Regions from separate parts of the Homo sapiens genome. Here region 1 is linked to region 2. The links are chromatin contacts, found by Hi-C or POLR2A ChIA-PET in ENCODE. All regions are on one chromosome and are shown on one strand. Each heading gives the region's core, a stretch centred on a gene start or an enhancer-like site at or near the end of the contact. The rest is flanking DNA. Distances are from core to core; before and after follow the strand shown.

The links. Hi-C counts contacts between places; a loop is a spot of excess contacts on that map. ChIA-PET counts read pairs that join two places held with the same protein, here RNA polymerase II (POLR2A). Pooled maps may share reads with other maps.
Region 1: POLR2A ChIA-PET joins it to region 2 with 11 read pairs in BJ. The contact joins two enhancer-like sites. A Hi-C loop is called at or near these places in 1 of 50 pooled maps. POLR2A ChIA-PET finds 5 or more read pairs at or near these places in 4 of 52 experiments (BJ, MCF 10A, WTC11 and 1 more).

What each region holds. Positions count from the first base shown.
Region 1 is chr18:23,715,043-23,721,699 of GRCh38, forward strand. The region is part of intron 2 of LAMA3 (laminin subunit alpha 3); the gene reads left to right. Among named protein-coding and RNA genes, the nearest start is that of LAMA3, 29 kb to the left of the region's middle. RefSeq lists enhancers at 4,926-5,426, 5,427-5,927. Within about 2 kb of position 4,734, at least 9 of the 41 ENCODE cell types and tissues checked have a DNase peak (open chromatin) inside an H3K27ac peak, as active enhancers do.
Region 2 is chr18:23,590,740-23,597,095 of GRCh38, forward strand. No RefSeq gene overlaps it. Among named protein-coding and RNA genes, the nearest start is that of NPC1, 7.4 kb to the left of the region's middle. Within about 2 kb of position 3,177, at least 3 of the 41 ENCODE cell types and tissues checked have a DNase peak (open chromatin) inside an H3K27ac peak, as active enhancers do.

The DNA of each region.
Region 1 (6,657 bases), core at 3,484-5,983, 130 kb after region 2:
ATGTCCTGATAGGCAAATCTATAGAGAGAAAAGTAGCTTAGTGGTTGTCTAGGGCTAGGGGTTTTGGAGGAAATTGGGGCGTGACTAATAATAGGTATGTTTTTGGAGAGAGGGTGATGAAAATGTTCTAAAATTGATGATGATGATGGTTGGACAACTCTGTGAATATGCCGAAGACCATTGGCATGTACACTTTAGATGGGTGAACAGTATGGTATGTGAATTGTATCTCAATAAAACTGTTAAAAAAAAAAGGATTCATGGAAAGAGAGTGTTTCAAGAAAAAAAAAAAGGAGGGAGAAAATAACTGTGTCAAATGCCATTGATAAGCCAAATAGCAAAACACTGATAACTGAGCAGCAAATGACCATTGGATTTGCCAGTGTGGAGATCACTGGTGACTTTGATAAGAGAGCATTGAAAAGTTAACTGTAGGGAAATTAAGAGAGAATGTGAGAGGAATTGAAGTACCTAATACAGAAATCAATTTTAAGAGTTCTGCTCAATGGGGCAAAAAGAAATGGAGGAGAATCATTGAAAAGCCAGGTAAAGAGATTTCTTTGTTTATGATAGAGATAGCAACATGCTTGTGTGCTTGTGTGCAGATGGTAACGTAAACAGCAGGAAGAAGACTGTAGCTATTATTAGAACATTTTCATAACTGAGTTTGTTATGTTGATACTAATACTAAAACTAATGCTAATACTAATATTAATGTTTATACTATTCTTTTTGCTGGGAACAGTTAAGCATAGAGTACAGTTCATATAAAAAATACTACTTGAAAGAAAGAAAAAGGTAAATGCATCCCATAGCATAGAAATGGAATGATACTGAGATTTCTTAGAATGAATGTGTTCTTTTCATTTCGATTGGGCAGTTTTGTGACAGAAGGGCTTTCAACCTCTTTAGTCCATGTGTTGTGCTAAATTAGACCTCTCCTGAGAATATTTTCACCATTAATTTGTGTCTGCAGGAATTCACAGAGAGCCTTCATGGTTCAAAAGACTCTAATAAGCCTCCTTTCAACTATAAGTTAGTCTTATCCCTCTGATACCTAACCACTAGCATTCATTCAGTAGCTTCTGACAATACTAACCAAGAATTACCTACCATATCGATTTTTTTTTTTTTAGACAGGGTCTCACTCTATTGCTCAGGCTGAAGTGCAGTGGTGCAATCTCGGCTTACTGCAACCTCTGCCTCCCACGCTCAAGTGATTCTGGTGCGTCAGCCTCCCAAGTAGCTGGGACTACAGGCATGTGCCACCATGCCTGGCTAACTTTTTGTATTTTAAGTAGAGACAGGGTTTCACCATGTTGCCCAGGCTGGTCTTGAATTACTGAGCTCAGGCAATCCGCCCACCTAGGCCTCCCAAAGTACTAAGATTACAGGCGTAAGCCACCGTGACTGGCCTATATCGCTTATTTAACTGAGGGTTTTTATAGGTAACAGGGAATTTTAATCCTTCAAAATGACCCATACTGAACTTACCCATGTCTGCTGGCTTGTTCTTTTTTCTTTAGAACTTTTTTTTTAAACCTACTTTAAAAGCCTCCTTTTGATGTACTGAAAAATTCCCTAATTAAGACAATTAAGAAAACATCAACATAGGAACAGTTCAGTACTTTGCTGGTTGCTGACAAACGTGAGTCATGGCATGCATATGCATAAGGCCTGTGTCCACCCACCCGCTCTGCTCTGCGAGGCTGCTGAGAATGTGGGTTCTGGAGTCAGCCTGGCCAGTTTGTCCTGATTGCTCTGCTCACTTGCTGTGTGGCCTTAACAAATATATTTTTCTGCTCCCTGCCTCAGTTTCCTCATTTATAAAATGAGATAATTGTGCATCCCTCATAAGATTATTATGAGTTCTAAATGAGTTAATTGCTTCATTTAAAACTTCTTTAGAGCAGTCGTATTTTTTATTTAATAAAATAAAGTGAACTTTAATAAACTCTCATTAAAAAGAACAGACTGATCACATTTGTGCCTCTAGAAAACACTACCTATAATACTGTAGAAAATATTCTAAGAAAGTCTAGGAGCAGGAAAAGCATGATCAGTTATGTCAGACTGAAGACATTTCTTTCCTCTTCTGTGTTGGAGCATGACATGTTTTAACAAGCATGTTGTGTCTTGTAAGATTCCTATTTTTTGCCCCATTGGTAAGATCTGTGTTTTCTTCCTTTTGCTGGAATTAACCATGAGAATGTCACTGAGAGGTTAGATTTCATAATTAATAGTAACATTAAGACCTTAGAGGGAGAGAAGTGGGAATTTTGAGGCATGGTTGAGAAATAAAATGCAGATCATAAATTTGTTACTACAAAATCACTTCACCTGCTAAGAACTGAAATTTGATTTTGATGTGCTGTTGTCAATTTGACAGCTTATGCTGTTGTGAGGGTCTTGTTTTCTTTTAGACTAGTTGGTGTTTTTCATTGTTATTTTTTTGGCCAATAAGTTTGACAAATAAAAACATTACCTTCTGGACTTGATCTTTTTTTTTTTTTTTTTTTTTTTTTTTTGAGACAGAGTCTCACTCTGTCACCCAAGCTGGAGTGCAGTGGCGTGATATCAGCTCACTGCAACCTCCGTCTCCCAGGTTCAAGTGATTGCCTTACCTCAGCCTCCCAAATAGCTGGGATTACAGGTGCCCACCACCATGCCTGGCTAAATTTTTTTTTTTTTTTTTTTTTTTTTTTTTTAGTAGAGACAGGGTTTCACCATGTTGGCCAGGCTGGTCTCGAACTCCTGACCTTGTGATCCACCCATCTCGGCCTCCCAAAGTGCTGGGATTACAGGCATGAGTCACCGTGCCTGGTCCACAGACTTGATCTTAAAGGACAGTTTCCCCTTAAAACGTGGTAAATGTAGGACAGTTCTGTGATTCACTAGAGGCATCATACTTTCCGGGGTTGTTCAAGTTCATTTAATTATACATTATGCAGTAGTTTCAGGCTATAGAATGAGAACACGATGTCTTTCAGGAAGCTTTTGTATCATCTGGCCAGATATAATGAGTTCATTTTTACATTTAAAGCATGTAGATGTCCAGTTTTTAAAAGGAGAATCTTTGGAATCTAGGAAGCTTTGTTCTGCCTGGATTCCTGGTAGGGCATGGGCTTTGGAGATCTCTCCCGTGAGATCGGAAGGTGTAGTGGTGGGATCTACATATACACTCTGGACTTCCTCCAGAATCCAAACTCCAGAGTTCTATTCTATGGGCTCCCTATGTTCACCTTCCAGCTCCCTCCCCAGGGTGAGGTATAGAGAAAAACATGAGGAGGTGGGTGCGGAGGGAGTTCCTATGGTCCATGACTTCAGCCCCCGCAGAGCAAGCCTGACTCATTGTGTTCCAGGGAACAACAACAAAATTATCTGAAGAATTTTGAGGCTTGTATGCAATGTGTAATGTTTCCAAGAGTATTATTTTGTTATTTAAACCTGTTAGTAGTAAAAATAAACAAAGACAATCCCTCACCCCCAACATCAAGCCCTGAAAAGGACTGAGTGTTGGCTTCAGAGGATGGAGGTGTGAGGAGAGAAGGTGACGTTGCCCCTGCTCTGCAGGGCTGCGGGGGAGTGAGGCCTGGAGACAGCAGATGTGGCTGCAGGAGCAGAGCTGCTGAGATGGTCCTTTGGGCCTCGTAGAGGCAAAGGCTGTGATGTCCACAGCTCCCTGGTCCCCCTCTGAGTGGCAGCTGGGATGGATAGTTCCCACACCTGTTCCCTTGTCCCATCTCAAGGGCCTGCATCTGACTTTGCTTCCTGCCTGAAGGCTCTTTCTAGATTTACAGAGGCTTCTAAAAGCTGTGTCTAGAGCAGCCTGCAAGCCCAGCACTTAATGCCCCAAGGGGCAATCCTCATCCCAAGAGGGATGATAGTTGGTGGGAAAATACCGCATTTCCCTGCCTCTCAATGGGCCAGTTCTAAAGTGCCTTCTACATAATTCCTCAGAGTGTCCCTGGTAGGATGGAGCCGTGGTTGGGTTGCTCTGGTGGCAGCCTACTCATTAACACATTGATTTTTGGCTTTTCTCCCTCCCTTATGTTCCTCTCTTCCCAGTTTGTGCTTCTTGAGGTCAACTCTTAAATAAACTACCTCTACTCAAGTCTTTGCCTCAGGGCTTTAGAGAGGGCCCAAACTAAGACAGAAGAAAGAGAGTCCAGATGGACATAGTGGTTCATACCTGCAGCCCCAACCACTCAGGAGGCAGAGGCACGAGGATCACTTGAGCACAGGAGTTAAATCCAGCCTGGGCAACTCAGTGAGACCCCATCTCTAAATAAATAAATAAACAAATAAGGAAAGGAAGCCTAGATTGAGACCCTGAAACCCCCTGCAGGTGTTAACACAGGCAAATACTATGAAAATGTTATTTAAAATGCAAAAAATAGAAAATTCAGAAATTGTTTCTAAAGCTCCAAGGTTAAATGTAATAGGGGAAACTGCATTATAAATTTTAAGGAAAAATATTAATAGGTCACAGGAGAAATGCCCCATTACTCTACCTTTCTAATTTTTCATGAATTCATCACAGACAGTGAACTCCCCAGGAGCCAGATGCAAATACAGGATCCAATCATCTGAGAGTGAATTCAGTATGTAGTTGCATTCTAGAATCTTTTTTTTTTTTTTTTTCCTGATTCCCTTCAACTTTTATGAGACTTTGGTGGGTGAATCCAAAACATTCTTTGTAGCTGACTCAGATGTGGAGGGAAGCCTGGGCTAGTTTCTGATACTTTTGGGGCTTGAGGACTTTGGAGATTAACTTGGCTCTACAGATGGTTGGCTGATGAGGTCACTAAGGAGGGTGACTCAGCTGGTTCCCCGGGTGGACACAGCCCAATCCAGAAGGTGGATGGCTCTTGGTTTTGACCCAGTCTTTCTGGATTCCTGAGGAATTGTGTAGACTATAAGCTTCAGGAGGCCAGGGACTATGTCTTGTTTTGTTCACTGTGTTCTGTTCACTACATGATGTTTTGCTTCCAACATCTTGCACAGTGTTTAGCATACAATAGTTGTTTAATAAATATTTGCTGAGTTAATGTAGAATGAACCAAGGATGACTCAGCATCAGCCTGAACTTTCCCAGGGTATAGTAGTAATGGAAACATATTGCTGTGAGACCAAATCTCTGGGTGAGGGTGGAAGAGTTTTAGCTCTGTAATTAATTACGGTTCGTTCCATTTATGACACTTGAGTCTCTCTGCAACATTTTAAGAGTATTTTATAGCTATAACAAAATTAGAAAATACAGAAGATTATATTTAGAACAATTTTGCTATTAATAAATGGTGTTTTTTTGTTTTTGTTTTTGTTTTTTTTGAGATGGAGTCTCACTCTGTCACCAGGCTGGAGTGCAGTGGCGCAATCTCGGCTGACTGCAACCTCTGCCTCCCAGGTTCAAGTGATTCTCCTGCCTCAGCCTCCCGAGTAGCTGGGACTACAGGCACGGACCACCACACCCAGCTAATTTTTTTGTATTTTTAGTGTGATGGGGTTTCACCATGTTGATCAGGATGATCTTGATTTCTTGACCTCGTGATCCACCCACCTCAGCCTCCCAAAGTGCTGGGTTTACAGGCATGAGCCAATAAATGTGTTATTAATGAACATCATCATGAGGCACAGCCCTTGAAGTCAAACAATTCATTAGTGGGTAGAAAAACAGGTGCCAATAAAATCCTCTGGGCTACTAGGGATAGAATATTATCCTTTATGGTCCTTTAGTAACTTCAAAGTGTTAATTTGGGGTGCTTTGAAGTAATTTATACATTAGGAAGAATCTGGAAATCAGGTGTTTTCTTTTAATACATGAAAAACTCATTCTGGGTGCAGTGTCTCATGTCTATAATCTCAGCACTTTGGGAGGCCAAGGTGGGAGGATTGCTTGAGGCCAGGAGTTCAAGATCAGCCTGGGCAACACTGTGAAAGCCCCTCTCTATAAAAAAATAAAATAATTAGCCAGGCATGGTGGCACACACTTGTAGTCCTAGCAACTCAGGAGGCTAAGGTGGGAGGACTGCTTGAGCCCAGGAGTTGGAGGCTGTAGTGAGCTATGATAGCACCAGTGAACTCCAGCCTGGGTGACAGAGTAAGACCCTGCCTCTATTAAAAAAAAAAGTCTCTCTCTCTTTCTCTGTATATATGTATATATACACACATTCAATTGGTTCTGTTTCTCTGGAGAACGCTGATTAATACTGTGGCTAAATACAATGAAGGTATATTTCTCATCATGTCCAAACACAGCTGATCCTGGTTAAGCAGTTCCCCTCCAAACAGTGGTTCAAAGACGTAAACTCCTTCCATAATTGGGTCTGCCATTTTCAACACATGGGTTCCCAATGTTGCCCCGTGGGTCATCTTTATTCTAACCAGCCCGAATGAGGAAAGAGCATGGAAGATTCTGTGTGGGAGGTTTGTGTGGGCAAGACTAGAAGTGGCACATCAGCTCAGTAGCTTCATATTGGCCATGGTGGGAGCATTTACACTATGGAAATCAGCAAATGTTACAAATCAGGGCTGCTCCTTTCCAAGAGCCAGTTTACCCAATATCTCTCTCGGTCTCTTCCATATCCCTCCACTTCCCTCTCCCTCCCCACTTACCATTTAGTAAACTCATTATGTCTTGTGCCGTATTATCTCTGG
Region 2 (6,356 bases), core at 1,927-4,426:
TTTATTTTTCTGTGCTTTTTTCTTTTTTCTTTTGAGACAGAGTCTCACTGTGTCACCCAGGTTGTAGTCTAGTGGCATGATCACAGCTCACTGCAGCCTTGACCTCCCTGGCTAAAGTGATCCTCCTGCCTCAGCCTCCAAAGTGCTGGATAATAGGTATGAACCACCATGCCAAGCCAATAAAATTTTATTACCAAAAAAACCTTTGATTTCTTCTAAAATTTTTTTAAAAAGCTTTTTAAAAAATTTTTTTCTGCTGCTGATCTGCAACCTTCAAAGTAGGTAGTCCTTCAAATAGGCAGAGAAAAAAAGAATGCCTACTTACCTAACAAATTGCAAGCTTGCCTAGTTCCTAACCTGAAGCCTAAAGTTCAATAACAGAAAATGAAGATAGAACTAGGGTTTTGGGGTAATAGAATGTAATCAATGTCATTTAGTGACGTCTGAGGCCATTGCACAAAATACCAAAGACTGGTGTGACTTAAACAATAGGAATTTATCTGTTACAGTTCTAGAGGTTAGAGAGTTCAAGATCAGCATGGGGAGCTTATTTGGTTCCTGGTGAGGGCTCTCTTCCTGGCTTGTAGACAGCACCTTCTCCCTGTGTCCCCAGATGGTGTTTCCTTAAGTGTGTGCTTTCAGGGAGAAAGATTTCTCTCTCTCTTCCTCTTCTTCAACAATCCTATTGAATTAAGGCCCCTCCCTTATGACTTTATTTAACCTTAATTACCTCCTAAAAGCCTTATCTTCAAATACAGTCACCTTGGGGGGTTAGGGCTTCAACACAAGACATTTGGGGGAGCACAATTCAGTCCCTAGCACCTTTCCTTTTACTCAGGGCTGCATTATGACTTGTGTGGGCCCCAGGCACCTTTGCCTTTAAGGACCCCTTTTTCCTTCAAAAAAAAAAATTTAAAATGAGAGTTTCCAATTGCATTATAAAGACACATATAACGCTGGCTGAATTCATTATTATATGCTCATTATTACAGTATTCTTATTTTTGTTCTGATTTCAAAAGAAATTAAAATTAAAACATTTTCATGGGACAGTAAAATTATCACTGTGTCTACTGTGCCTAATAAGTTGATCTGGTTTTCGCAGCCAGCATCGTAGAACTATTCCCTATAGTAGTCATGGACATTGTAAATTTTTTGATCGCCTTCCCCAAAAAACCTCCAGGACCAGCAGTGGAGCTGGCTCTAAAAGAAGCGCCTATAGAGAGTGGGAGGCTGTCCAGCTGAACACAGGGAACAGCTCACACCTCCCTTCCTCCAGCAGGCTACGAATTGCCAACACATTTTGGTGAAATATAGGAGAGCTTTAGTTAATGCTTCTGCCAACCCCCTAAGGAGGTTCAGGTTGAGCATTTTTGAGAACTCTTTTTGTTAATAGACTTTTCCTTTTAATTAAGATATAATATTCATATATGAGGTATACAGAACTTAGCTGTACAGCTTGATGAGTTTTCTACTTTTTTTTTTTGAGACTGAGTCTCACTGTGTCACCCAGGCTAGAGTGCAGTGGTGTGATCTTGGCTCACTGTAAACTCTGCCTCCTGGGTTCAAGTGATTCTTGTGCTTCAGCATCCCAAGTAGCTGGGATCATAGGCACACTCCACCATGCCTGGCTAATTTGTGTATTTTTAGTAAAGACGGGGTTTCGCCATGTTGCCCAGGGTGGTCTCAAACTCCTGGACTCAAGTGATCCACCTGCCTTGGCCTCCCAAAGATCTGGGATTACAGGCATGAGCCACTGCGCCCAGCCAAGTTTCTTTTATGTGTTAAACACTTTTATTAGTTGTCTATTACTGAATAACAAATTACTCCAAAACTTAGTATATTAAATGAACAAACATTTATTTTATCCCAGTTTCTGCCAGTCAGGGATTTGGGTGGTTCTAGGTGGTTCTGGCTCAGGGTCTCTCCTGAGGTTATGGCCAAGAAGTTGGCCCAGGCTACCATCATCTGAAGGCTTGACTGGGGCTGGAGGATCTGCTGTTGAAGATGCTGTGGGAAGCTGGGCTCGGTGGCTCACACCTGTAATCCCAGCACTTTGGGAGGCCAAGGTGGGCGGATCACTTGAGGTCAGGAGTTCGAGACCAGCCTGGCCAACATGGTGAAACCCTGTCTCCACTAAAAATACAAAAATTAGCCGGGCATGGTTGCACATGTCTGTAATCTCAACTACTCGGGAGGCTGAGGCAGGTGAATTGCTTGAACCCAGGAGGCCGAGGTTCCAGTGAGCTGAGATCATGCCACTGCACTCCTGCCTGGGTGACTGAGCAAGACTCTGTCTCAAAAAAAAAAAAAAAAAAGATGCTGTGGGAAGGAGGCCTCAGTTCCTCCTCTCCATAGGCTGCTGAGTGTCCTCAGGACTTGGCAGCTGGCTTCCTCCAGAAGGAGTGATCCAAAAGGGATTGAGAGCAAGGCAGAGCCATAATGTCTGTTATGAGTTAGCCTCAAATGTTATATGCCATCACTTCTGCCATGTAATACTGGGCACACAGACCAGTCCTGATGCAGTGTAGGAAGGGGACCAGACAAGGACAAGAGGAGGGGAGCACTGGGGCCATCTTGGAGGCTGGCAACCACAACATCCATGTAGCCAACACCCAGAGGAAGGATATGGAAACTTTAGCACTTCAGAAGCCTCCTTTATGCCCCTTTCCCAGTCGATATCATCACCCCTCCTTTAACCGGGAGGCAACCACTCTTCTGATTTCTCTCACTGTAAGTTGGTTTTGCCTGTCCTTGAACTTCATGTAAAGGGAATCATACTCCTCTGCGTCTGGTTTCTTTCACTGAACATTATGTGTGTGGCTCATCCACATTACTTGTGGTGGTAGCATCTTTTAAAAGAATTGCTGTGTAGTATTCCATGGCTCAAACATATCATGGCAGACATCTGGGTTGTTTCTTCTTCCAGTTTGGGCTGTTACAAATAAAGGTGCTGTGAGCACTGTTGTACAGGTCATGTGTTCAGTATACACACTCAATTACTTTGGGTTCTGTGATAGACTTTTTAAACTCTTTACTTACGCAAGCCAAATTTTATAGACATCTTCATTTAAAATAGCTTACAGCTACAACTCATGACTTTAGTACCAATGGTTATGACCTACTCGGAAATGGGCATTGTTGCTCAGAATTCTGGTAAAATGTTACTCATCCTAGTAAGGAAGGATGTTTGAGTTGGTGATTAATCCAGTCATGGGTTGTGGTGTAACTTCCACTCAGTTAGGATGCTACCAGAGTTGGAATGACTTGTGGTTTAGCAGTCAGGGTTTCAAACTGGCATTGCCTTCCCTGCAGGATTTGCTCACAGGACATAGTTTCCTTTGCCAGGGGTGGTTTTTGATCAAATGTTTCCTAAAATGGAGAGTCCAACTCCTGTAAACTGAAGACTTTCTAAGACTATTCTTAAAACTTGAAATGTAGGAATAACAACAGCATTTCACTCATTAAAGCTCGGAGGATTCAATCCTAGTGAGGGAGGGAAGAAGAACCAAAGATAGCGGAAGGAATTTTTTCTGTTGACAGAGATAAGGCTGACATGTCACCTAAGAACTGAAGATCTTTAATTAACTTCCTTTATGTTATTTTTATTTTACTTTATTTTATTTTTACTTTTTGAGATGGAGTCACACTCTGTCGCCCAGGCTGGAGTTCAGTGGTGCGATCTTGGCTCACTGCAACCTCCGCCTCCTGGGTTCAAGTGATTTTCCTGCCTCAGCCTCCTGAGTAGCTGGGATTATGGGCGCCCACCACCACACCTGGCTAATTTATTAAGTTTTAGTAGGGACAGGGTTTCGGCATGTTGGCCAGGCTGGTCTCGACCTCCTGGCCTCAAGTGATCTGCCCGCCTTGGCCTCCCAAAGTGCTGGGATTATAGATGTGAGCCACTGTGCCTAGCTGAATTCCTTTGTTGAAACATAACCTCATTCATATTAATAAATTAATTTTTTTTTTGAGAGAGAGGGAATTGCTCTATTACCCAGGCTGGAGTGCAGTAGTGAGATCACAGCTCGACCTCCCAAGGCTCAAGTGATCCTCCTACCTTAGCCTCCTGAGTAGCTGGGACTTCTGGCACACACCACCATGCCAGGCTAATTTTTTGTATTTTTTGTACAGACGGAGTCTCACTTTGTTGCCCAGGCTAGTCTCAAACTCTTGGGCTCAAGTGCTTTTCCCACCCCAGCCTCCCAAAGTGCTGGGATTAGAAGCATGAGCCACCATGCCTAGCCTCACTCATATTTTAAAATTACCTGAAAGTATTGCTAAAAATAAGGATTAGGTCACCAGGAAAAGAATCGAAGACTTTCCAGACCCAGTGATACATAGGTTATTTAACTGAGGGCTAAGTATAGTCAGAGGGCCCAGAGAAAACACCTCTGTGTGACTAGTTTACCCTCCATGTGTTCATTACATTAAGCAGAAGAATAATTATTTTCACATTTCTCGACTAGAATGTCTAATGCTAGTTTTGCCTGTCATTTTTTGTTTTTGTTTTTCTCCATGCTTTGAAGTACAAATACTAGGGTCTGAGCTGCTATGGCTCAATGGCATGAAATATCATAACATGGTGTGGCTTTGTTCACAGCCAGGCATGTTCTAAGCACTTTAGCATCTTTTCACAGTGAGATGAAGTTCACCAATTTGGCTGGGCAAGGTGGCTCATGCCTGTAATCCTAGCACTTTGAGAGGCCAAGGCAGGCAGATCGCTTGAGTCCAAGATTTGGAGGCCAGCCTGGGCAACATGGCGAAACTCCAGCTTTACCAAAATACGAAAGTTAGCCAGGCATGGTGGTGCGTGCCTGTAGTCCCAGCTACTTGGTAGGCTGAGGAAGGAGGATCGTTCGAACCCAGGATGCAGAGGTTGCAGTGAGTTGAGATCGTGCCATTACACTCCATCTTGGGTGACAGACCAGGACCCTGTCTCAAAAAAAAAAAAAATCACCAATTAAAACCAATCAACCAGCATAGGTATAGATCCGCAACCATAAATTATCTCATTTGACCAGGCCTGTTTGCATTGCACCACGCCTATTTGCATCTCTATAGGGTGGTACCAAGTCTGTTTTTTTCATGTTGCCTTAGTCTTAGTACAGAGCAGAGGCAATGCACACTGATAGTTGGCCGGTGATTCCTAGAAAGCATCAGGAGTATCTTCACAAATACAATTCTATCCAGTGAGGAGTAGAATCATTTCAAGGGAATAATTTTATTTAATTTAACGTTAGCTCCAGGTCCACTCACCAATCCTTATCCATAATCTCCATTACAAGGCCAGAATTCTTTTTTTTTTCTTTTTTTTTTTAGATGGAGTCTCACTCTGTAGCCCAGGCTGGAGTGCAGTGGCACGATCTCGGCCCACTGCAACCTCTGCCTCCCGGGTTCAAGCGATTCTCCTGCCTCAGCCTCCCGAGTAGCTGGGATTACAGGTACCTGCCCCTGTGCCCGGCTAATTTTTGTAGTTTTAGTAGAGATGGGGTTTCAACATCTTGACCAGGCTGGTCTTGGAACTCCTGACCTCGTGATCCACCCTCCTCGGCCTCCCAAACTGCTGGGATTACAGGCAAGAGCCACCACGCCCAGCCACAAGGCCAGAATTCTTTGATGACTGAACAAGCTCATCAAAGACAGAGTGGTGGAGCAAAAGCAGCCTCGAGTTTCCCAGCCTTTGTGTCATATGGCCACACTTCTTCACGTGGTTCGCTGCCTGCTCTCCTCTCCTGGAGACCTTCTCCTTCCTCATTATGTTTCACTTCCTGCTCTTGTTCATTGTTTCATTCTCTTTGCTGAGTTCCCTTCTTTCAAAGTTTATTCTCAGTTTGCCATCTGTTTAAAAAAAAATGTATTAAATTTAGAGGCAGGGCCTTGCTATGTTGCCCAGGCTGGTCTTCAATTCCTGGGCTCAAGTAATCCTCCCGCCTCAGCCTCCCTTCAGACAGTAGCCACTATGCCCAGCCATTTTGCCATCTCTTTTATTCTCAGCAGATTCTCCGTGGGGACCTCATTCATCCCATGACTTTGACCATCACCTCTATGCAGATGATGCCTACACTAGTAACAACAGCCTTGTCCTAAACATTAATTTGTTATTTCCAACTGCCTTCTAGAATCTATTTCACAGATCCTTCCAAGTGAACATGTCCAAACTCTATCTCCTCACCCCAAATCTGCTATTCTTCCCTATTGCCTAACAAAGTTATTGGCTCATCCACCTTGTAAACTTTGTGGGCCAAGAAGAATTAACAAAGCCAGCCCAAGACTGCCTATCCTTAGGAAGTCCTGCTTACAAGGTTGGCCCTCAGCTGACAAACAGTTCCCTACACTGATATCAAACTTGCCCTA